Regions from separate parts of the Homo sapiens genome. Here region 1 is linked to region 2. A link is a loop called in an ENCODE intact Hi-C map of the cell type or tissue named here. Cell type or tissue: lower leg skin. All regions are shown on one strand. Links, peaks and the distances in the headings refer to the core of each region. The heading gives the core; the rest is flanking DNA. Region 1 overlaps LOC107985340 (a long non-coding RNA gene). Region 2 holds the start of SLC6A16 (solute carrier family 6 member 16).

Region 1 (11,839 bases), core at 2,217-10,216, 80 kb before region 2:
TTTTTTCATATGTTTCTTGGCCATTTCCATATCTTCTTCTGAGAATTGTGTATTCATGTCCTTAGCCCACTTTTTGATGGGATTGTTTTTGTTCTTGCTAATTTGAGTTCGTTGTAGTTTCTGGATATTGATATTAGTCCTTTGTCAGATGTGTAGATTGTGAAGATTTTCTCCCACTCTGTGGTTGATCGGTTTACCCTGCTGACTGTTCCTTCTACCGTGCAAAAGCTCTTTAGTTTGATTAAGACCCAGCTATTTATCTTTGTTTTTATTGCATTTGCTTTTGGGCTCTTGGTCAGGAAATCCTCGCCTAAGTCAATGTCTAAAAGGGTTTCCCCAATGATATCTTTTAGATTTTTTATGGTTTCAGGGCTTAGATTTAAGTCCTTGATCCATCTTAGTTGATTTTTGTATAAGGTGAGAGAGGAGGATCCAGTTTCATTCTACATGTGGCTGCCAATGATCCCAGCACCATTTGTTGAATAGTGTGGCCTTTCCCCACTTTGTTTTTGTTTGCTTTGCTTTGACCTTCTTTTCTGTTCTTTTCTTCTTCTTCTTCTTCTTTTTTTTTTGACATGGAGTCTCGCTCTGTCGCCCAGGCTGGAGTGCAGTGGCGCGATCTCAGCTCACTGCAAGCTCCACCTCCCGGGTTCATGCCATTCTCCTGCCTCAGCCTCCGAAGTAGCTGGGACTACAGGTGTCCACCACCACGCCCAACTAATATTTTGTATTTTTAGTAGAGACGGGGTTCCACTGTGTTAGCCAGGATGGTCTTGATCTCCTGACCTCGTGATCCGCCCACCTCAGCCTCCCAAAGTGCTGGGATTACAGGCGTGAGCCACCGCGCCCAGCCCAGGTTTGTTCCATAGGTATACATTTGCCATGGTGGTTTGCTGTACCCATCAATCTGTCATCTACGTTAGGTATTTCTCCTAATGCTATCCCTCCCCTTGCCCCCACCCCTGACAGGCCCCAGTGTGTGGTGTTCTCCTCCTGTGTCCATGTGTTCTCATTGTTCAACTCCCACTTTTGAGTGAGAACATGTGGTGTTTGGTTTTCCGTTCCTGTGTTACTTTGCTGAGAATGATGGTTTCCAGCTTCATCCATGTCCCTGCAAAGGACATGAACTCATCCTTTTTTATGGTTGCATAGTATTCCATGGTATATATGTGCTACATTTTCTTTATCCAGTCTACCATCGGTGGGCATTTTGCTTGGTTCCAAGTCTTTGCTATTGTTAATACTGCTGCAAGAAACACACGTGTACATGTGTCTTTATAGCAGAATGATTTATAACCCTTTGGGCATATACCCAGCAATGAAATTGCTGGGTCAAATGGATATACCATAATTCTTAAGGGCCCTAGCTTTTTTCTTTTTAAGATGGAGTCTCACTCTGTTGTCCAGGCTGGAGTGCTGTGGTGTGATCCTGGTTCACTGCAACCTCCGCCTCCGGGGTTCAAGTGATTCTCCTGCCTCAGCCTCCCAAGTAGCTCAGATTACAGGTGCCCACCACCAAGCCTGGCTAATTTTTGTATTTTTAGTAGAGAACGGGTTTCACCATGTTGACCAGGCTGGTCTCGAACTCCTAACCTCAAGTGATCAGCTCACCTTGGCCTCCCAAAGTGCTGGGAATACAGGTGTGTGCTACTGTGCCCAGCTGCCCTAGCATTTTTGAAATTATAGATGAGTATTGCCTTTATTTATTTATTTATTTATTTATTTATTTATTTATTTGAGACAGAGTCTTGCTCTGTCACCCAGGCTGGGGTGCAGTGGCTCAATCTTGGCTCACTGCAACCTCTGCCTCCTGAGTTCAAGCAATCCTCTTGCCTCAGCCTCCTGAGTAGCTGGGATTACGGGTGTGTACCACTCGGCTAATTTTTGTATTTTTAGTAGACACAGGGTTTCACCATGTTGGCCAGGCTGGTCTCAAACTCCTGACCTCAAGTGATCTGCCCACTTTGGCCTTCCAAAGTGCTAGGATTACAGGCATGAGCCATCGCGTCCGGCCGAGCATTGCCTTTAACTTAAAGTCACCAGCTGCATTCGCCTCTAACAAGAAAGCCCACCTGTCCTTTGAAGCTTTGAAGCCAGTCATTGATTTCTCTATAGCTATGAAAGTCCTACATGGCATCTTCTTCCAGTAGAAGGCCTTTTGTCTCCATTGAAAATCTGTTGTTTAGTGCAACCACCTTCATCAATGATCTTAGCTAGATCTCCTGGATAACTTGCTGCAGCTTCTCCATCAGGACTTGGTGCTTCACCTTGCACCTTTTTTTTTTTTGAGATGGAGTCTCACTTTTGTTGCCCAGGTTGGAGTGCAATGGTGCGATCTTGGCTCACTGAAACCTCTGCCTCCCGGGTTCAAGTGATTCTCCTGCCTCAGCCTCCTGAGTAGCTGGGATTACAGGTTCCCGCCACCACCCATGCCTAATTTTTTTTCTTTTTGTAATTTTAATAGAGACAGGGTTTTGCAACGTTGGCCAGTCTGGCCTCGAACTCCTGATCTCAGGTGATCCTCTCGCCTCAGCCTCCCAAAGGGCTGGGATTACAGGCATGAGCCACCGTGCCCAGCCACCTTGCACTTTTCTTTACGGAGATGGCTACTTTCCTTAAACCTCATGAACCAACCTCTCCTGGCTTCAGGCTTTTCTTCTGCAGCTTCCTCCTCTCAGCCCTCATAGAACTGAAAAGTGTTAAGGCTTTGCTCTGGATTAGGCTTTGGCTTAAGGGTTTTACCTTCTGTCCAGACAACACTTTCTCCATATCGGTAATAAGGCTGTTTGACTTCTTATTTTTTATTGATTGATTGAGACAGAGTCTCGCTCTGTTGCCCAGGCTGGAGTGCAGTAGCACACAATCTCAGCTCGCTGCAACCTCCACCTCCCAGGTTCAAGCAATTCTCCTTCCTCAGCCTCCTGAGTAGCTGGGACTACAAGTGTGCGCTACCACACCAGCTAATTTTTGTATTTTTCGTAGAGATGGGGTTTCACCATGTTGGTCAGGCTGGTCTTGAACTCTTGTCCTCAAGTGATCCACCCGTCTCAGCCTCCCAAAGCACTGAGATTACAGGTGTGAGCCACTGCATGCGGCCACTCCTTAGTTTTGTGTTCACTGGAGTAGTACTTTTGATATCTTTCAACTTTTCCTTTGCATTCACAACTTAGCTAACTGGTGCAAGAAGCCTAGCTTTTGGCCTGTCTTATCTTTTGATGAGCCTTCCTCATAATCATTTCTAGCTTTTGATTTAAAGTGAGAGATGTGTGACTCTTCCTTTCACTTGAACACTGCGAGGCCATTGTAGGGTTATTAACTGACCTAATGTCAATATTGTGTGTCTCAGGGAATAGGTAGGCCCAAGGAGAGAAAGAGATGGGGGAATGGCCGGTGGGTGGAGAAGTCAGAACACACGCAACATTTATTAAGTTTGCCATTTTATATGGGCATAGTTTGTGGTGGCCCCAGTGACAATAGAAACATCAAAGGCCACTGATCACAGATCACCATCACAGATGGAAGAATAATAATGAGGCCGGTGCGGTGGTTCACGCCTGTAATCTCAGCACTTTGGGAGGCCAAGGCAGGTGGATCACAATGTCAGGAGTTCGAGACCAGCCTGGCCAACATGGTGAAACCCCGTCTGTACTAAAAATACAAAAATTAGCAGAGCATGGTGGTGGGCACCTGAAATCCCAGCTACTCGGGAGGCTGAGACAGGAGAATCGTTTGAACCCAGAGGCGGAGGTTGCAGTGAGCCAAGATCACAAAATTGCCCTGCAGCCAGGGCACAGGGTGAGACTCTGTCTCAAAAAAAATAATAATAATGAAAAGATTTAAAATTTTATTGTGAGAATTACCAAAATGCAGCCCAGAGACACACAGTGAGCGCATGCCGTTAGAAAAAAATGGTGCTGATAGACTTGCTCAATGCAGGGTTGCCACAAACCTTTGATTTGTTAAAAAAAAAAAAATGCAGTATCTGTGAAGCACAATAAAGCTAAGTGCAATAAAATGAAGAGTGCCCTATAAGAGCTTAGTCACCCTTCACCTCGAGTCCTTGATTGTGATATCTTACCGTGTTTCCTTTATCATCACCGCCTTTCACATTTATTATAACAATACCTATTATGTAGCAGACCCATTTGAGAGTAAGCTGTAGACATGATGCCCCTTTACTCCTAAATACTGCAGTGCGTATTTCCAGAACGGGGACATTCACCTGTGTAACCACAGTGCCATTGAAATCATGAAAGTAACATCGATCTACTTCTATTATCTACAGACCTTATTCGTTTTTCCCAATTATTCCAATATGCTTTTTTTTTTTTTTTTGAGTTGGAGTCTTGCTCTGTCACCCAGGCTGGAGTGCAGTGGCGTGATCTCAGCTCACCAGAACATCTGCCTCCTGGGTTCAAGTGACCCTCGTGCCTCAGCCTCCTGAGTAGCTGGGATGACAGGCATGCGCCACCAGGCCCGTCTAATTATTGTATTTTCTGTAGAGATGAGATTTTGCCATGTTGGCCAGGCTGGTCTCGAACTCCTGACCTCAAGTAATCCGCCTGCCTCTGCCTCCCAAAGTGCTGGGATTACAGATGTGAGGCACTGCGCCTGGCCTAGTCTGTTTTTCTTTTTTCTTTTTCTTTTTTTTGAGACAGTCTCTTGCTCTTGTCACCCAGGCTGGAGTGCAATGGTGTGATCTCAGCTCACTGCAACCTCTGCCTCCTGAGTTCAAGCAATTCTCCTGCCTCAGCCTCCTGAGTAGCTGGGATTACTGGCACCCACGACCACACCCGGCTAATTTGTGTATTTTTAGCAGAGATGCGGTTTCACCACATTGGCCAGGCTAGTCTCAAAGTCCTGACCTCGGGTGATCCCCCCACCTCGGCCTCCCAAAGTGCTGGGATTACGGGCGTGAGCCACCGTGCCCAGCCCCCTGTGAAGTATTAAGAAGGGCACTGGGGCTTCCTGTAGCACTTGGAACAGTGTTCTCAGTGCCCATACGTGTCACCACCCTAATCTCACACAAAAAAGACCTCAGGTGATCCGCCTGCCTCTGCCTCCCAAAGTGCTGGGATTACAGATGTGAGGCACTGCGCCTGGCCTAGTCTGTTTTTCTTTTTTGTTTTCTTTTTTTTTTTTCCACTGGAGCCGGAGCTCAAGTGACTTAGGAAGCATCTCCCACGTTGGATTTTACCTTCCTTCCACCACAGCCCAGGTGATTTGCAGTTCCTGGTGGCTGGTGGTCTGTCCTGGCTCTGAGAGGAGACAAAAGGGGTGGGGGTGAGGGTGGGGAGGGGGTCCCAGCCTCTTCTCTCCCTGCTAGAGTTTAGCCCCACCCCTATTCCACACAGCCGTTCCCCAGGCTGGGACATCCCAGACCCAAAGTCCCTGGAGAGCGAGGGAGGAGGAGGAAGGGGCCCAGGGGGTGGTGGGCCTTTGCCTCTGAGCTCTCAGGGCTCTCTAAATTGGGCTGTAGAATTGGTTACGTTGGGGATGCAGGAAGAAAAATTGACGACTTCTGCTTCTATTTTTTAAACAAAAATAAGCAAAATAAGCTTCACTGATACCGTGTGTAGAATGACAGTAGATCACAACGTAAATTTTCGATGTTTGTTTGCGATGTTTTTTCAGAAAGTTGTTATCTAATAGGGGAGTGTGACAAACGTTTAGAGACTTCTAAGGTAAATAAAAAGGTGTGAGGGGCAGGTGGAGATTTGGGAATTGGTCGGGAACCAGGAAGCTGGCATTGATTTTTTTTTTTTTTCCAAGGCCATGAACTTTGTGGGGATGAAGGGGTCTTTGCCCAGGAAGTCACTGAGCAGTATGGCTTCTAGAAGATGCCTCCCCTGCCCCGAGCTGCCTTAACCCCGTTTGACGTTCAAAGACGCAGGTGATGTCACCCCCTCCCACTGACAACACAGTAAGGTCCAAGTTCTCTGAGGCTTCTTGGGCCGTGGCCCAGGGAAAGCAGGTGACCCACCTCCCAGTGCCGAGTGGGCAAGGAACTCGACCCCGAGTAAGGACCAAGCATGACGGTGAGCTAGAGAGGACCTACATGCCAGGTTCGGTTCTGGGCACGTTACCCTCTATTTTCTTATTTTTATTTATTTAGAGTCTCACTCTGTTGCCCAGGCTGGAGTGTAGTGGGGTGATCTTGGTTCACCACAACCTCCACCTCCCAGGTTCAAGCAATTCTCCTGCCTCAGCCTCCCAAGTAGCTGGGACTACAGGCATGCACCACCACATCTGGCAAATTTTTAAATTTTTTTTAGTAGAGATGGGGTTTCACCCTGTTGGCCAGACTGGTCTTGAACTCCTGACCTCAGGTGATCCGCCTGGCTCGGTCTCCCAAAGTGCTGGGATGATACTGTGCCTGGCCTTGTTTTATTTGTAGAGAGATGAGGTCTCACTCTGTTGCCCAGGCTGGAGTGCAGTGGCGATTCATAGGCATGGTCCTCATGGGCTACAGCCTCAGACTCAAACCTCAGCCTGAGTAGCTAGGACTCCATGGGTGCACTGCGCCGGGCTCAGCACCCCACAGTGGTGAGAGTTGTTACGGTGATTTAGTGTGGCCGTCGGTTACTCAGGTAGACTTGGTTTGTTGTCCTTGACTGCTGCACCGTCCTCCATAGCATGCATTTAAGATCCACATTTTATATTTGATTCCCTAAATAATGAGACAGCTTCTTGTAATCACAAACGTGATCCAAACATGATCACGATGAACCATCCGTTTCTAGGGTTTGTGTGAGAACTTTCCTATGCTTGGGAATGGAGTCACTGGCCCGTAAATCTGTGCTTAATTTTTTTTTTTTTTTTTTTGAGTCCAAGTCTCGCTCTCAGTCTCGCTTTGCCCAGGCTGCAGTGCAATGGCACGGTCTCAGCTCACTGCAACCTCCGTCTCCTGGGTTCAAGCAATTCTCCTGCCCCAGTCTCCTGAGTAGCTGGGATGACAGGTGTCTGCCACCACGCCCGGCTAATTTTTTGTATTTTTAGTAGAGACAGGGTTTCACCATGTGGGCCAGACTGGTCATGAACTCCTGACCTCATGATGCTCCTGCCTCAGCCTCCCAAAGTGCTGGGATTGCAGGTGTGAGCCACCGCGCCCGGCCTACTTCGCTTAATTAAATGCTGCAGACTTTCAGCTGTCTTCTGTTCTGGTTGGAAGCCATCTCAGTCAAAACATGGCAAAACCCCATCTCTACTAAAAATTTAAAAATACCCTGGCTCATTTTGCATTTTTAGTAGAGACGAGGTTTCACCATGTAGGTCAGGCTGGCCTTAAACTCCTGACCTCAGGTGATCCGCCTGCCTCGGCCCTCCCAAAGTGCTGGGATTACAGGTGTGAGCCACCGCACCTGGCCCCCATTGCAGTTTGAGAGGCTTTATATAATAAAGGGCAGAGCACTCAGGAGGCTGCTCCTCTAGGGCTGCAATGGTCCAGCATGATAGCTATTAGGCACACGTGGCTATTTTTCCTTTTTTTTTTTTTTTTTGGAGACAGAGTCTTGCTCTGTCACCCAGCCTGGAGTGCGGTGGCACGATCTCGGCTCACTGCAAGGTCCCGGGTTCACGCCATTCTCCTGCCTCAGCCTCCCGAGTAGCTGGGACTACAGGCACCCGCCACCACACCCGGCTCATTTTTTTGTATTTTTAGTAGAGACGGGGTTTCACTGTGTTAGCCAGGATGGTCTCGATCTCCTGACCCCGTGATCCGCCTGCCTCGGCCTCCCAAAGTGCTGGGATTACAGACATGAGCCAGCGTGCCTGGCCCCGGCTATTTTTTTTTTTCCTTTAGACAGTCTTGCTCTGTCACCCAGGCTGGAGTGCAGGGGCGTGATGACAGCTCACTGCAGCCTTGGCCTCCCGGGCCCAAGCGATCCTCACGCCCAGCATCTTGAGTAGCTGGGACCACAGGCATGTGCCACCATGACCAGCTAATTTTTTTTTTTTTTTTGTAGAGACACGGTCTCCTTATGTTGCCCAGACTAGTCTCAAACCCCTGAGCTCAAGCGATCTTCCTGTCTTGGCCTCCCAACGTGTTGGGATTACAGGCGTGAGCCACCACACCTGGCCAAAACTCAGTTTTTATTGAGCTATAATTTACAGACAACAAGCACAGATACTAAATGTATACTTTAATGAGTTTTGACAAATGACCCCTGTCACCAATGCCCCAATTTCCGTCACTCCAGAGAGTTACTTTGGGTTCCTTTCTCTTCACCCCAGAAGCAATGACTGATTTCCATCACTACATATAAGTCTGACCTGTTCTTGGGTTTCATAGATAATAGATTCACACAATACATAGACATTTGTGTCTGGCCTGTTACATTTAATATAGAACATCTTTGCTAAGCCCGAGGTCATAAAGATATTCTATGTTTTCTTCCGGAAGTTTCTAGTTTTGGCTTTTGAATTTAGGTCTTTGGTTCCTGTTAATTTGGGGTGGGGGTATGGTATGTGGCAGGAATATGTTTATATTTTTCTATATGGCTATACAGTAGTTCTAGCCCTGTTTGTTAAAAAGACTTTCCCTTACCCATTGAATTGCTGTGATATCTTTACTGAACATCAATTGGTCATATGTGTATAGGTGGATTTCTGTTCTGTTCTATTGATCTTTTGGTTTATCTTTAGGCTAATATAACACTGCCCTGACTACTGTAGCTTTATAGTAAATCTTGAAATTCGATAGTATGAGTCTCCAACGTGTTCTTTCTCAAGATTGTTTGGACTACTTTAGGTCTTTTGCATTTTTTTTTTTTTTTTTTTTTTGAGATGGAGTCTTGCTCCATTGCCCAGGCTGGAGTGCAGTGGTGTGATCTCAGGTCATTGCAACCTCCCTGCCTACTGAGTTCAAGCAATTCTCCTGCCTCAGCCTCCTAAGTGAAATTACAGGCACCCGATACCACGCCTGGCTAATTATTTTTTAGTAGAGATGGGGTTTCCTCATGTTGGCCAGGCTGGTCTCAAACTCCTGACCTCAGGTGATCCTCCTGCCTTGGCCTCCCAAAGTGCTGGGATGACCGGCATAAGCCACTACACCCGGCCGGTCCTTTGCATTTTCATGTACATTTTAGAATCAGCTTGTCAATTCCTCAACAAACCTGGCTGAGATCTGAATTGCCATTGTGTTGAATCTGTAGATCAATTTGGGGAGAACTGATATCTTGTTTTTTGAGACAGAGTCTTACTCTGTTACCCATGCAGGAGTGCAGTGGTGCGATCTCGGCTCACTGCAGCCTCTGCCTCGCAGGCTCAAGCGATTCTCCTACCTCAGCCTCCTGAGTAGCTGGGATTACAGGTGTGTACCACCATGCCCAGCTAATTTTTTTGTATTTTTAGTAGAGACAGGGTTTCACCATGTTGGCCAGGCTGGTCTCAAACTGCTGAGCTCAAGTAATCCACCCACCTCGGCCTCCCGAAGTGCTGGGATTACAGGCGTGAGCCACCACGCCCGGCCTACACCAATTCTTTGAATTCATAAACAAATATTTCCATTTATTTAGGTTTTTCTCTCAAAAATACCTTGTAGTTTTCAGTATAGAGATTTTTGAATATCTTTTGTTAAATATAGTCTTAGCATTTGATTTTTGAGGCTATTGTAAATGGTTTTGTTTTTAAAATTTCACTTAACTATGGTTTGTTGCTAGTATGCAGAAATGTGATTATTTTTGTATATTGGCTTTTATTTTTGTGACTTTCCTAAGTGCACTTATTCTAGTAGCTTTTTATTTTTGTAGATTCCCTAGGATTTCCTAATTACATGCTTATGACATCTGTGAATAAAGACAGTTTTACTTCTTCCTAGCCAGTTTCTATGCTTTTTATATCTTTTTCTTGCCTTCTTTCACTGGCTAGGAACTTCACTATAGTGTTGAACAGAAGTGGTGTAAAGGGATTTCCCTTCCCTGTTTTCAGTATTGGGGAAAGTATTCAGTATTTCATCATTTAGTATGATGTTAGCTGTAGCTTTTGTCATTGTTGTTAATATCCTTAACACAATGAATGATTCTCAACCGAGGGTGATTTCCCACCTCTTCCAGGGACATTTGGTAATGTCATATGACTTTTTTTTTTTTTTTTTTTTTTTTTTTTTTGAGACTGAGTCTCGCTCTATCACTCAGGCTGGAGTGCAGTGGCGTGATCTCGGCTCACTGCAAACTCCGCCTCCCGGGTTCACGCCATTCTCCTGCCTCAGCCTCCTGAGTAGCTGGGACTACAGGCGCCCGCCACCACGCCTGGCTAATTTTTTGTATTTTTAGTAGAGACAGGGTTTCACCATGTTAGCCAGGATGGTCTCGATCTCCTGACCTCATGATCCGCCCACCTCGGCCTCCCAAAGTGCTGGTATTACAGGCGTGAGCCACTGCACTTGGCCTGTCATGTGACATTTTTCATTGTCACAAACAGCTGAGTGGGGAGCGTTGATGCTGGCATCTTGAGGGTGAAGGCTAGGAACACTGCCAAGCATTCTAGGATGCACAGCACAGCCTCTCCCCACCCCAGCAAAGAATTTTCTGGGCAAAATCCCCATCATGTTCAGGTAGAGAATCTCTGCCCAGCACATGGAGGAAGTTCTGTTGTATTTCTAGTTTGTTGCAGGTTTTTTTTCCTCCAATAATAGGTGTTGAATTTTGTCAAATGGTTCTTCCCTTTAATCTATTAATGTAATAAGTTACATTAATTTCTGGGATAAAACCACTTGCTTATACTGTATCCACTTTGTTTGTGGATTAAATTTGCTAATATACTTTGAGACAGTCTCTCGTTCTGTCGCCCAGGCTGGAGGGCGTGATCTTAGCTCACTGCAACCTCCGCCTCCTGGGTTCAAGCTATTCTCCTGCCTCAGCCTCCCGAGTAGCTGGGATTATAGGCGCCTGCCACCACGCCCGGCTAATTTTTATATTTTTAGTAGAGATGGGGTTTCATCATGTTAGCCAGGCTGGTCTCAAACTCCTGACCTGAAGTGATCCACCCACCTCCCAAAGTGCTGTGATTACAGGCACAAGCCACTGCGCCTGGCCAAATTTAACTTTTAAACTCAGAAATGGGGCTATTTAGATTTTCTACTTGCATCAGTCTTTGTAATTTGTACCTTGCAAGGTGTTTAAGTTGAACTTATAGGTATAATTTTGATCATAATATTCCATTATTATTTTGATGTCATCAAGATCTATGATGGTGCTCCTTTTGTTTTAGAGTCTCTGTTGTGCAGGCTGGGTCACCGCAGCCTCCACCTCCTGGCTTCAAGCGATTCTCTTGCCTCAGCCTCCTGAGTAGCTGGGATTACAGGCACATGCCACCACACCTAGCTAATTTTTATATTTTTAGTAGAGATGAGATTTTGCCATGTTGGCCAGGTGGGTCTCAAACTCCTGACCTCAAGTGATCCGCCTGCCTCATTCTCCCAAAGTGCTGGGATTACAGGTGTGCGCCACTGTGCCTGGCCAATTCCCTGTATTTTAAATGTTTTTTTTTTTTCTATCTTTTCCACCAGCTACTGAAAAGAAAGTGTTATCCAACTATGATTATGAATTTATGTGTTTCTTGCTGGAGTTCTGAAAATTTTTATCTATTTTGAAACTGTTATGAGCTGCATAAACATTTATATAATTCTGGCTTCCTGCTGAATTGGCTCATTTATCATTATGAAATCCTCTTCCTAATCTGTAGTGTTACTTGCTTGACTTCGATGTTAATGTTACCACACTAGCTTTCTCATTGGTTTGCATGGTATGTTTTTCCATTCCTTTTTTTTTTTTTTTTTGAGACGGAGTTTCGCTCTTGTTGCCCAGGCTGGAGTGCAGTGGCACGATCTTGGCTGACTACA
Region 2 (11,839 bases), core at 2,080-10,079:
ACCTGAAAAAAAAAAATTCTTAAAAGCAACCCTTAAACAGCCAAAACTGATCTTCAAGTAACTTAACTGCCTGTCACAACAAAGGCCAACATTCCTTAAGATAATACAGACAAACCTAGCACTGAACAACAAAAAATTCATAATGTCAACCATCTAGTCAAAAATTACTAGACATGCAAAAAAGCAGGAAAAGTGACCCATAATCAGACAACAAAAACAGAAATGATAGACTAATGGAATTAACACACCATAACACTAAAATAGCTGTTACAAATATGCTTAATATGGTCAAGGACTTAAAAGGAAAACATGAACAGAATGAGGAATATAAGATAGCTAGATAGCTAGCTAGCTAGACAGACAGATAGATATTTTCTCTTTTGAGACAGAGTCTCACTCTGTTGCCCACACTGATCTCAGCTCACTGCAGCCTCTGCCTCCAAGTTTCAAGCAATTCTCCTTCCTCAGCCTCCCAAGTAGCTGGAATTACAGGTGTGCACCACCACAACTGGCTATTTTTTTTTTTTTTTTTTTTTTTTAGTAGAGACAGGGTTTTGCCATGTTGGCCAGGCTGGTCTCGAACTCCTGATCTCATGTGATCCAGCTACCATGGCCTCCCAAAGTGCTGGGATTACAGGCATGAGCCTCCATGCCTAGCCATGATATATTTTAAACATCAAATAGAACTTCTAGAGATGATACAACACCTGAAATGAAAATTTCACTGAAGATTACTGGCAGATTTTAATAAATCAGTGAACTTAAAGATATAGCAATAGAAACAATCCAAAATGAAGCACAAAGAAAAAAAAAAGACTGAAAACAATTACCAGAGCATTAGTGACTGTGAGACAATATCAAATGGCCTAAAATGTGTAACTGGAGGTCCAAAATAAAGGGAGGATGGGAAAATGAAACCAGGCCAATTTTCCAACAAGCCAGATGCCCATAGAACTGAAGCTTGAGAAACTTACATTTGTACAATGAGATGAACCTGCTGTATGTTGACCAAGTACTCTTCTTTACTCCTCCCTAATTCCTTCATATATGTGTGTGTGTATATATATATATTTGTATATACATATAAATACATATACATATACATATGTGTATATGTGTATATGTATATACATATACTTATACATATATGTGTATATGTGTATATGTATATACATATACCTATACGATATATACATATACATATATATATCAAGAAAAGACTCACATAATTGAAAGGATAAAAGGACAGTTCTACAATAATAACTGGAGACTTTAATACCCCACTACGAACAATGGACAGAAGCAGCAGACAGAAGATAAGCAAGGAAATAGAGGACTTAACACAATAAACCAACCAGATCTAACAGATGTATTCAGAACACTCTAGCCAACAGCAGCAGAATACACATTCTTCTCAAGTGCACATGGGACATTTTCCAGGAGAGACCACAAATTTGTAGGCCACAAATTTCCTTTTTTTCTCAATAGAATTAGAATGATAAATATCATACAAAATATCTTCTCCAGCCACAATAGGATGAAGTTAGAAATGAATCACAAAAGTAAAATTGAAAATTTTACAAATTTGTAGAAATTAAACAACACACTCTTAAACAACCAATGGATCAAAGAATAAACTACAAGGGGAGTTAGAAAATACTTACAGATAAATGAAAACGAAAACACACATACTAAAATTTATGGGAGGCAACAAAAGCAATGCCAAGGGGGAAATTTATAACTATCAATGGTTACATTAAAAAACAAAAAAGAGGCCGGATGCAGTGGCTCACGCCTGTAATCCCAGCACTTTGGGAGGCTGAGGTGGGTGGATCATTTGAGGTCAGGAGTTCAAGACCAGCTTGACCTACATAGTGAAACCCCATCTCTATTAAAATACAAAAATTAGCTAGGCATGGTGGTGGGCGCCTGTAATCCCAGCTACTCAGGAGGCTGAGGCAGGAGAATCGCTTGAACCTAGGAGGCGGAGGTTGCAGTGAGCCGAGATCACACCACTGCACTCCAGCCTGGGCAACAGAGCAAGACTCCCTCTAAAAACAAACAAACAAACAAACAAAAAAAAACCAGATCTTGAATCAATAACCTAACTCTAAAACTTAAGAAACTAGAAAAGCAAACTAAACCCAAAGCTAGCAGAAGAAAATAATAAAAATTAAAGCAGAAATGAATAGAGAATAGAAAAACAATAGAGAAGCCAAAAGTTGTTTCTTTAAAAATATCAACAAAATTGACAAACCTTTAACTAGATGTACTAAGAAAAAAAGAGAAGACTCAAATGATTAAAACCAGAAATGAAAATGGGGACATTATTACCAATTCTACAGAAATAGAAGGATTATAAGAGAGTACTATGAACTTATGAACAACTGTACACCAATAAACTGGATAACCTAGATTAAATGGACAAATTCCTAGAAATACAAATCTACTAAGACTAAATCACAAACAGAAAATCTGAATAGATCTATAACTAGTAAGGAGATTGAATTGGTAATCAAAAATCTCTCAACAAAGAAAAGCTCTGGACCTGATGGCTTCATGGGTGAATTCTACTAAACCTTTAATGAATTAATATCAATCCTTCTCAAACTTTTCCAAAAAATTGGAGAGGAGGGAACACTTCCTCATTCATCCTATAAGGCCAACATTGCCCTAATACCAGAGCCATACAAAGACATTATAAGAAAAGAACACTACAGACCTATATTCATTATGAACTTTGATGCAAAAATCCTCAAAAAAAATACTACCAAACCTAATTCAGCAGCATATTAAAAGGATTATATACCATGACCAAGTGGGATTTATTCCTGGAATGCAAGGATGGTTCTGCATACAAAAATCAATCAATATAATATACCACATTAACAAAATGAAAGAAAAATAATGATTCTCTCAACTGATGCAGAAAAAACATTTGACAAAACTCAATACCCTTTCATGATAAAAAAAAAAAAAAAAACTCAACAATCTAGGAGTTAAAGGAAAATACGGCTGGGCATGGTGACTCATGCCTGTAATCCCAACACTTTGGGAGGCCTGATGACCACTTGAACCCAGGAGTTCAAGACCAGCCTGGGGCCAGGTGCAGTGGCTCACATCTGTAATCCCAGCACTTTGGGAGGCCAAGGCGGGTGGATCACCTGAGGTCAGGAGTTCAAGACCAGCCTGGCTAACATGGTGAAACCTGATCTCTACTAAAAATACAAAAATTAGTCAGATGTGGTGGTGTGCACCTGTAGTCCCAGCTACTTGGGAGGCTAAGGCTGGAGAATCGCTTGAACCTGGGAGGCAGAGGTTGCAGTGAGCCAAGATCATACCACTGCACTCCAGCCTGGGTGACAGAGCAAGACTCCATCTCAAAAACAAACAAACAAACAAACAAACAAAATTTTTAATTACCTGGGTGTGTTGATGTACTTCTGTAGTCCTAGCTACTCATGAGGCTGAGATGGGAGAATCACTTCAGCCCAGGAGGTCAACGCTACAGTGAGCCATGATGACACCACTACACTCCAGCCTGGGTCACAAAGTGACACCATGTCTCAGCAAAAAAAAAAAAAGGAAAATATCCCAACATAATAGCCATATACGAAAAACTCACAGCAAATGTCATACTTAATGATAAAAGACTGTAAGCTTTTCCTCTAAGATTAGAAACAAGCGTAGAATGTCTAATTTTGCCACTTTTATTCAACATAGTACTGGAAGTCCTAGCCAGAGAAATTAGGCAAAAATATAAATAAATAAAAGGAAACCAAACTAGAAAGATTATATGATCTTATACGTAGAAAATCCTAAAATTTTCACCAAAAAAATTTTTGAGCTAATAAATGAATTCAGCAAAGTAGCAGGATACAAAGTCAACAATCAAAACTCAGTTGCATTTTTATACACTAACAATGAACAATCTGAAAAGAAAATTATGAAAACAATTCCATTTGTAATAGCATCAGAAAGAATAAAATACTTAAGAATTAACTTGGCTGGGCACGGTGGCTCAAGCCTGTAATCCCAGCACTTTGGGAGGCCAAAGTGGGCAGATCACCTGAGGTCAGGAGTTCGAGACCAGCCTGACGAACATGGAGAAAACCCGTTTCCATTACCAAGTTACCCAGGCATGGTGGCACATGCCTGTAATCCCAGCTACTCAGGAGGCTGAGGCAGGAGAATCACTTGAACCTGGGAGGCAGAGGTTGCAGTGAGCCGAGATTGCACCATTGCACTCCAACCTGGGCAACAAGAGTGAAACTCCATCTCAAAAAAAAAAAAAAAAAGAATTAACCAAGAAGGTGAAAGACATGTACAAAGAAAACTACAAAACATTGCTGAAAAAAATTAAAGGAGACATAAATAAATGGAAAAATATCCCATGTTCATGGGTTGGAAGACAACACTGTTAAGATGTCAGTATTACCCAAAGCAATCTACAGAATTAGTAGCTTTTTTTTTTTTTTTTTTTTTTTTTTTTTTTTTTTTTTTTTTTTTGCAGAAATAGAAAAACACGTCCTAAAACTAACATGAAATCTCAAGGGACCCTGAACAGCCAAAATAATCTTGAAAAAGAAGAAAAACGCTGGTGTACTCACATTTCCTGATTTCAAAACATATTACAAAGCTATAGTAATCAAAATAGTGTGTTACTCACATAAAGATACAGACCAAGGGAACAGAATAGAGGGCCCAGAAACAATGTATGGAAAAATGATTTTTTACAAGGGTGCCAAGACTACTCAATGAGTAAAGGACAGTCTTTTCAACAAATGGTGCTGGGAAAACTGGATTATGTACAGGCAAAAGAGTAAAGATGGACTCTTACCTAACACCACATACAAATACACAAAATAAATCAAAGACCTAAATGTAACACTTAAAATTATAAAATTCTTAGAATAAAACATACGACAAAAGCTTCATGATAGTGGATCTGCAATGAATTCTTGGATATGATACCAAAGGCAAAAGCAACAAAAGAAGAAACAAACAGGATTTCATTAAAATGTTTTAAATTTGTGCATCAAGAGACACTATCAAAGGGGTGAAAAGATAACCCACAGAATGGGAGGAAATATCTGAAAATCATATGTATAATAAGAGATTAATATTCAGAATATATAGAGAACTCGTAAAACTCAACAACAAAGAAACAAACAACACAATTCAAAAATGGGCAAAAGACTTAAATAGACATTTCTCCAAGGAAGATATACCAATCTCCAAGAAGTACATGAAAAGATGTTCAACGTCACTAATCATTAAGGAAATGCAAATGAAAACTACAATGAGATAATACCTCGCATCCATTAGGATGGCTAATATAAAAAGGCAGAAAATAAGAAGTGTTGGTGAGGATGTGGAGAAATTGGAATCCTTGTGCCTTGCTGGTCAGAATGTAAAATGGTGCAACCACCATGGAAAACACTATGGTGGTTCCTCAAAAACTTAAAAATAGAATTACCATATGATCCAGCAATTCCACTTCTGGGTATACACCCAAAATAAGTGAAAACCAAGCCTCCAGTGGCTCAGCCTGTAATCCCAGCTCTTTGAAAGGCTGAGGTGGAAGGATTGCTTGAGCCCAGAAGTTCGAGGCTGTAGTGAGAGGTGATCATGCCACTGGACTCCAGCCTGGGAGACAGAGAGAGACCCTGTCTCTTAAAAATAATAATAATAGGCTGGGCACGGGGGTTCACACCTGTAATCTCAGCACTTTAGGAAGCTGAGGCGGGTGGATCGGCTGAGGTCAGGAGCTCGAGACCAGCCAGGCCAACACAGTGAAACCCCGTTTCTACTAAAAATACAAAAAATTAGCTGGGGGTGGTGGCGCACGCCTATAGTCCCAGCTACTTGGGAGGCTGAGGCAGGAGAATCGCTTGAACCTGGGAAGCAGAGGTTGCAGTGAGCTGAGATCGTGCCACTGCACTCCAGCCTGGGTGACAGAGTGGGACTCCATCTCAAATAAATAAATAAATAAAAAATAATAGATTCATGTTTCTTAAACACATTCTAGAACAGTTGTCCTTAAAAGCAAGCTTTACGGAAGGGAGAGAACTGAGTTTTGGCCAGCTGGCCACTTCCAACATCCATAAAGCCCCTTGAGCCCCAGGCGGACTCCTCTTCCCATATGGGTGCAACCCTCCATGGTGCCCCTACACCGTCATCCCAAGCAACTCCTAGGCTCATGCCCTGTGGGGAGTGCTCAGGATCCCCCAGAAATGCCCATTCCCCTCACATTACCTCCTTCCCTGGAACTATAACCTCCAGAAAAGGAAAATAAGGAGCTGGTGTCCCATTTCTGCAAAAAGCAGAAAATAACTGCCCTAACAGACCAGTGATGGGGCTAGACCCGGGTTTCTGCCACTCGGGCACTTGACACTGATGGCTTTCCCCAAAGGCAGGGACTGATGGCCGAATCCTGTCAAGGAATTGGCTCAAACTCGGACTGGATGAGTGAGGAGAGCCGAAGACAGTTTCCTCTGTCCTACGTGGGGGGTAAAGGAGGGACCCCTTTGATCCCTCAGCTCCACAGAGCCCAGGGCAACCAGGAGGCTCCCAGCCAGTCACCTGTCACCCGTCAGTGGAGCCCAGTGGGCCCGGGCCTCGAAAATGGCGCCCAGCCCCACACACCCCAGATGTGGGAACATTTTAGGGCTCCCTGGGCCGTGACCCTCACCCTAGCCCCAAGGCTTCTGCCAGGTTCTTCAGTCCAGCCAGTCGGACAAAAATGAGGGTGAAGAAGCCCCAGCTGAGAAGCCTAGCAATCTCCTCAGGCCCCTTCAGGCGTCGACAGATCGGTTTGGGCGACACCCCTCGATCTGCCTGGCGCGCGGCCTTTCCCGCCGATTCTCTGCGCATGCGCCGCCGCGCCCCCTCACTCTTTCCCTACAGCTGTAGCAAACACTGTAACCACTTCGCCCTCCCCAACTCCCTGCTCTCTCCCCACACGCACGCACGTGTGCACATCCTCTGACTGCTCACGCGCCACTCCCTTCCCCACCGCACCCCACCCCGACACCCACGATGCCACGCTTCAGGCGGGGCTCTAAGACAAGGCCTTTCTCTGGCACATGCACTTTGCTTCCACTTCATGTAAGGAAGAAGAGGGTAGGAAGTGGGAGAATCGTCTCATTCATTCCTTCTAGCCTTCAAACCTTTCGCATTTACTTAAAGATCGCCTACTAGAAACCAAACCTTAAATATGCGTCCAACAAGGCAGACAGGGACGTTGCCTTAAGAGAGCTCAGAAGCCTACTAGGGCTGCAGACAAGAATTAAAAACTCAAAGATTTACTTAGGTCATCCGTTCTCATACTTTCCGGTCTCTTAAGAATTATTAAGGACTCCAATAATTTATGAGTTACATTTATATGGGTTGTATGTTTATGTGAGTTGTATCTATCAATATTAAAATAAATTTCTAAAATAGTCATTGTTTAAAAATTCATTATGTGTCAAAATAACATTTTTATTTAAAATAACTATAATTTCTACTCCAAAAGAAATTTTGGCGCTGGGCGCGGTGGCTGACGCCTGTAATCCCAGCACTTTGGGAGGCCAAGGCGGGTGGATCACGAGGTCAGGAGTTCGAGACTAGCTTGGCCAACATGATGAAACCCCGTCTCTACTAAAAGTCAAAAAAAAAAAAAATTAGCCGGGCGTGGTGGCACACACCTGTAATCCCAGCTACTCGGGAGCCTGAGGCAGGAGAATCGTTGGAACCCAGGAGGCAGAGGTTGCAATGAGCCGAGATTTTGCCACTGCACTCCAGCCTAGACAACAGAGCAAGACTCCGTCTCAAAAAAAAAAAGGAAAAAAAAGAAAAAATTTGGGGAGAAGAATGGCATCATTTTACATTTTTGCAAATCTCTCTAATGTCTGGCTTCATAGAAGACAGCTGGATTCTCATATCTGCTTCTGCACTGAGTGTGTCAAAATAGCTCATGTCTTGTAGCTTCTGGCAAACATCACTATATTCAAAGAGGAAATGAAAGTGAAAGGCAAATAATATCTTAGTAGTATTATGAAAATAATGTTCACCTCATGGACCCCCAAAAGTGTTTCAAGAGCCCCCAGGAGTCCCTGAGCCACACTTTGAGAATGAAAGGCTTAAATTGTTATGATTGAACAAAGAGATGAAGAGGAAATTTTGGGGGTGCTGTAAGAATTCATCACAATCTTTGGGAATCATTCAATCTTTCAACACGTATTTATCGAGAGTCTACTAAATGCTAGGAACTGGGAATAGTGTAGAGAACAAAACAGACCCCATTCCTGCCCTCGTTTTGCTTCACACAACAAGAAAACAGATATATGATGAATCTCAAATAATTACATGATTATAAATTGTATTAAGTGCTATGACAGGCCGGGCATGGTGGCTCACGCCTGTAATCCCAGCACTTTGGGAGGCCAAGGTGGGCGGATCACATGAGGCCAGGAGTTCAAGACCAGCCTGGCCAACATGGTGAAACCCCATCTCTACTAAAAATACAAAAACGAGCCAGGTGTGGTGGTGCACGCCTGTAATCCCAGCTACTCGGGTGGCTGAGGCACAAGAATCACTTAAAACCATGAGGCAGAAGTTGCAGTAAGCCAAGATCACACTACTACACTCCAGCCTGGGTGATGGGGTAAGACCCTGTCTCAAGGAAAAAAAAAAAAGTGCTGCGACAGAAAAGGGCCACAGACCTATTTATTTCTATCGAATTTTTTTTTTTTTTGAGACAATCTCACTTTGTCACCCAGGCTGAAGTGCAGTGGCATAATCTCGGCTCACTGCAACCTCTGCCTCCCGGGTTCAAGCAATTCTCCCTGCCTCAGCCTTCCGAGTAGCTGGGGTTGCAGGTGCCTGCCATTACGCCTGGTTAATTTTCATATTTTTAGTAGAGTCAGGGTTTAGTAGAGTCAGCCTGCCATGTTGGCCAGGCTGGTCTTGAACTCCTGACCTCAGGTGATCCGCCCGCCTCAGCCTCCCAAAGTGCTGGGATTACAGGCGTGAGCCACTGCGCCCGGCCCATAGACCTAATTTAGAAGGAGGATTTCTCTAAGGAAATAACACTGGAGTTGAGGCTTAAAGGATTATTTGCTAGGTGAAAAATGTGTGTGAACATCTCAAGCCTTGAGGCTGTGCAAAGGCCCTGAGGCAGGGCAAACTGTGTGTTCAAGGCACCAGGAAAAGTCTCAGTCGGTCAATAAATATTTATTGAATGATGTGCCCCACACTGTCCTAGACCCCTGGGATATAGTTATGAAAAAGATTTTACGTTCCAGTTGCACAAAGAAAGTAAATGCCTAAATAGAAAGAATTTCAGAGAGTAAGAGTGCTGATAGGGAGTTACTTTAGACAGGGTAGTCAAGAAGGACTCTTGGGGAAAGTGATATTTCAGCAGAGAGCTGAAGGAAGGGAGCCTTGTGAACAGCATAGGGAAGAACATTCCAGGCAAAGAAAATGGCAACAGCAAAAGCCTTGAGGCAAGAAGTACACTTGATGGGTTCTGGAAATGGCAAAGAGTCTGATATGAATGGATCCCAGTGATTGAGGAAAGGGTAGCAACAGATCAGATCAGAGCAGTGGCAGGGGCCAGAGTATTATTTGGAGGCCCTTATAGGTCATGGTCGGAATTTTTTTCTTTTTTTTCTGGGTGAGATGAAAGCTATTTGAGGGTTCTGAGTCAAGGAGTGACTTTCATTTTAATGGCAGGCTCCCCCTGGCTTCTGGGCAGAGAATAGCATGTATGGGTGTATTCCTCTGTTTTCACACTGCTGTAAAGAACTGCTCAAGACTGGGTAATTTACGAAGAAAAGAGGTTTAATTGACTCACAGTTCAGCTTGGCTGGGGAGGCCTCAGGAAACTTACAATCATGGCAGAAGGCAAAGGGGAAAAAAGGCACCTTCTTCACAAGCAAAGGAGGGAAGAGCCCCTTATAAAACCATCAGATCTCATGAGAACTCACTCACTATCACAAAAACAGCCTGGGGAAACCACCCCCATGATTCAGTTACCTCCACCTGGTCTCTCCTTTGACACATGGGGATTATGAAGATTATAATTCAAGATGAGATTTTGGGTGGGGACACAGCCAAATCATAGCAATGGGCTAAAGATAGAAGCAGAGAGCCCAGTGAGGAGGAAATCTCTAGTCCAGGCAAGTGATGGTGTTGATTAGATCTGGGTAATAGCAATGGAGATGGTGAAAAGTGGTCAAATTCTGGATCTATTTCAAGAATAGAGCCGACATGATGTGTTGATGGATTGTGTGGTGGTTTTAAAATACGTCTGCAAATTCTTCAACACTTTGAAAGATAAAGTCTATTTCCCCAATCTTTGAGTGCAGGCTCTCCTTAGCAACTGGCTTCCAATGAACATAAGTAATGGTGGGGAACTTCAGGACTAGGTCATAAAAAGCATTGCTGTTTCTTACTTGCCCATTCCCTTCAACTGATTTCTGTAAAGGAAGCCAGTCACCATACGGTGAGGACACTCAAGCAATCTGTGAAGAGATCCATATAAGAGAAGAGCTGAAATTTCCTGCCAGCAACCAGCACCAGGTGAGTGAACCATGGTGAAGTGGATCCTCCAGCCGTAGTTAAATCTCCAGATGACTACAGCCCCAGCCAACATCTTGACTGCAACCTCATAAAACACTGTGAGCAGAAATCATCCAACTAAGCTGCTCCCAGATTCCTGACCCACAAAAACTACAGTAGGTAAGAAATGTTTATTGTGTTTTTTTTTTGAGATAGAGTCCTGCTCTGTTGCCCAGGCTGCAGTGCAGTGGTGCGATCTCAGCTCACCACAACCTCCGCCTCCCAGGTTCAAGCAATTCTCCTGCCTCAGCCTCCCGAGTAGCTGGGACTACAGGTGGGACCACATCCAGCTAATTTTTGTATTTTTAGTAGAGACGGGGTTTCACTATGTTGGTCAGGCTGGTCTCGAACTCCTGACCTCGTAATCTGCCTGCCTCAGCCTCCCAAAGTGCTGGGATTACAGTGAGCCACCGCTCCTGGCCTAAGAAATGTTTATTGTTTTAAACTGCTAAATTTGGGGTAATTTGTTACAGAGCATTAGAAAACTAATGGTGATTAGGTTTGGGGTCTGAGAGAAAGAGAGGAATCAAGAATGACTCAGCCGGGAGCGGTGGCTTGCACCTGTAGTCCCAGCACTTTGCAAGGGCGAGGTGGGAGGATTGCTTGAGGCTAGGAGTTTGATAGTAGGATACTAGCCTGGGCAACATAGCAAGGCCTTGTCTTTTTTTTTTTTTTTTTTTTTTTTTGAGACAGTCTAGTCTCGCTCTGTCGCCCAGGCTGGAGTGCAGTGGTGCGATCTCCACTCACTGCAAGCTCTGCCTCCCAGGTTCACACCATTCTCCTGCCTCAGCCTCCCGAATAGCTGGGACTACAGGCGCCCGCCACTACGCCTGGCTAATTTTTTGTATTTTTAGTAGAGACGGGGGTTTCACTGTGTTAGCCAGGATGGTCTCGATCTCCTGAACTCGTGATCCGCCCGCCTCGGCCTCCCAAAGTGCTGGGATTACAGGCGTGAGCCACCGTGCCCAGCCCGGCCTTGTCTCTTAAAGGAAAGAAAAGTGTTTTTTAATAGCCAGGTGTGGTGGCACGCATCTGTTGTCCCAGCTACTCAGGAGGCTGAGTGGGAAGATCACTTGAGCCCAGGAGATTGAGGCTGCAATGAGTCATGATCGTGCCAGTGCCCTCCCACTTGTGTGACAGAGCAAGACCTCAAAAAAAAAAAAAAGACTCCAAAACTTTGGGCCTGAAGAATTGGAAGATGGAGTGACAATTTACTGAAAAGGAAAGTACT

Evidence for each region. Hi-C counts contacts between places; a loop is a spot of excess contacts. Peaks named below come from ENCODE experiments on the same cell type or tissue, not always from the same donor. Only the 100,000 strongest peaks of a DNase experiment are listed, where the experiment ranks them.
Region 1: a loop joins it to region 2, with 2.1 times the contacts of the local background. A loop is called at or near these places in 2 of 110 quality-filtered maps.

The regions. Positions count from the first base shown.
Region 1 is chr19:49,237,953-49,249,791 of GRCh38, forward strand. All of the region lies in intron 2 of LOC107985340 (a long non-coding RNA gene), which reads left to right. Among named protein-coding and RNA genes, the nearest start is that of MIR4324, 65 kb to the right of the region's middle. In lower leg skin, for the core only: no CTCF peak of the experiment used is centred there; a DNase peak (open chromatin) is centred at 5,999.
Region 2 is chr19:49,318,354-49,330,192 of GRCh38, forward strand. It overlaps SLC6A16 (solute carrier family 6 member 16), which reads right to left and starts at 6,838. Exons shown (of 12, transcript NM_014037.3): 1 at 6,695-6,838. RefSeq lists an enhancer at 8,002-8,151 and a silencer at 8,945-9,096. In lower leg skin, for the core only: no CTCF peak of the experiment used is centred there; no DNase peak of the experiment used is centred there.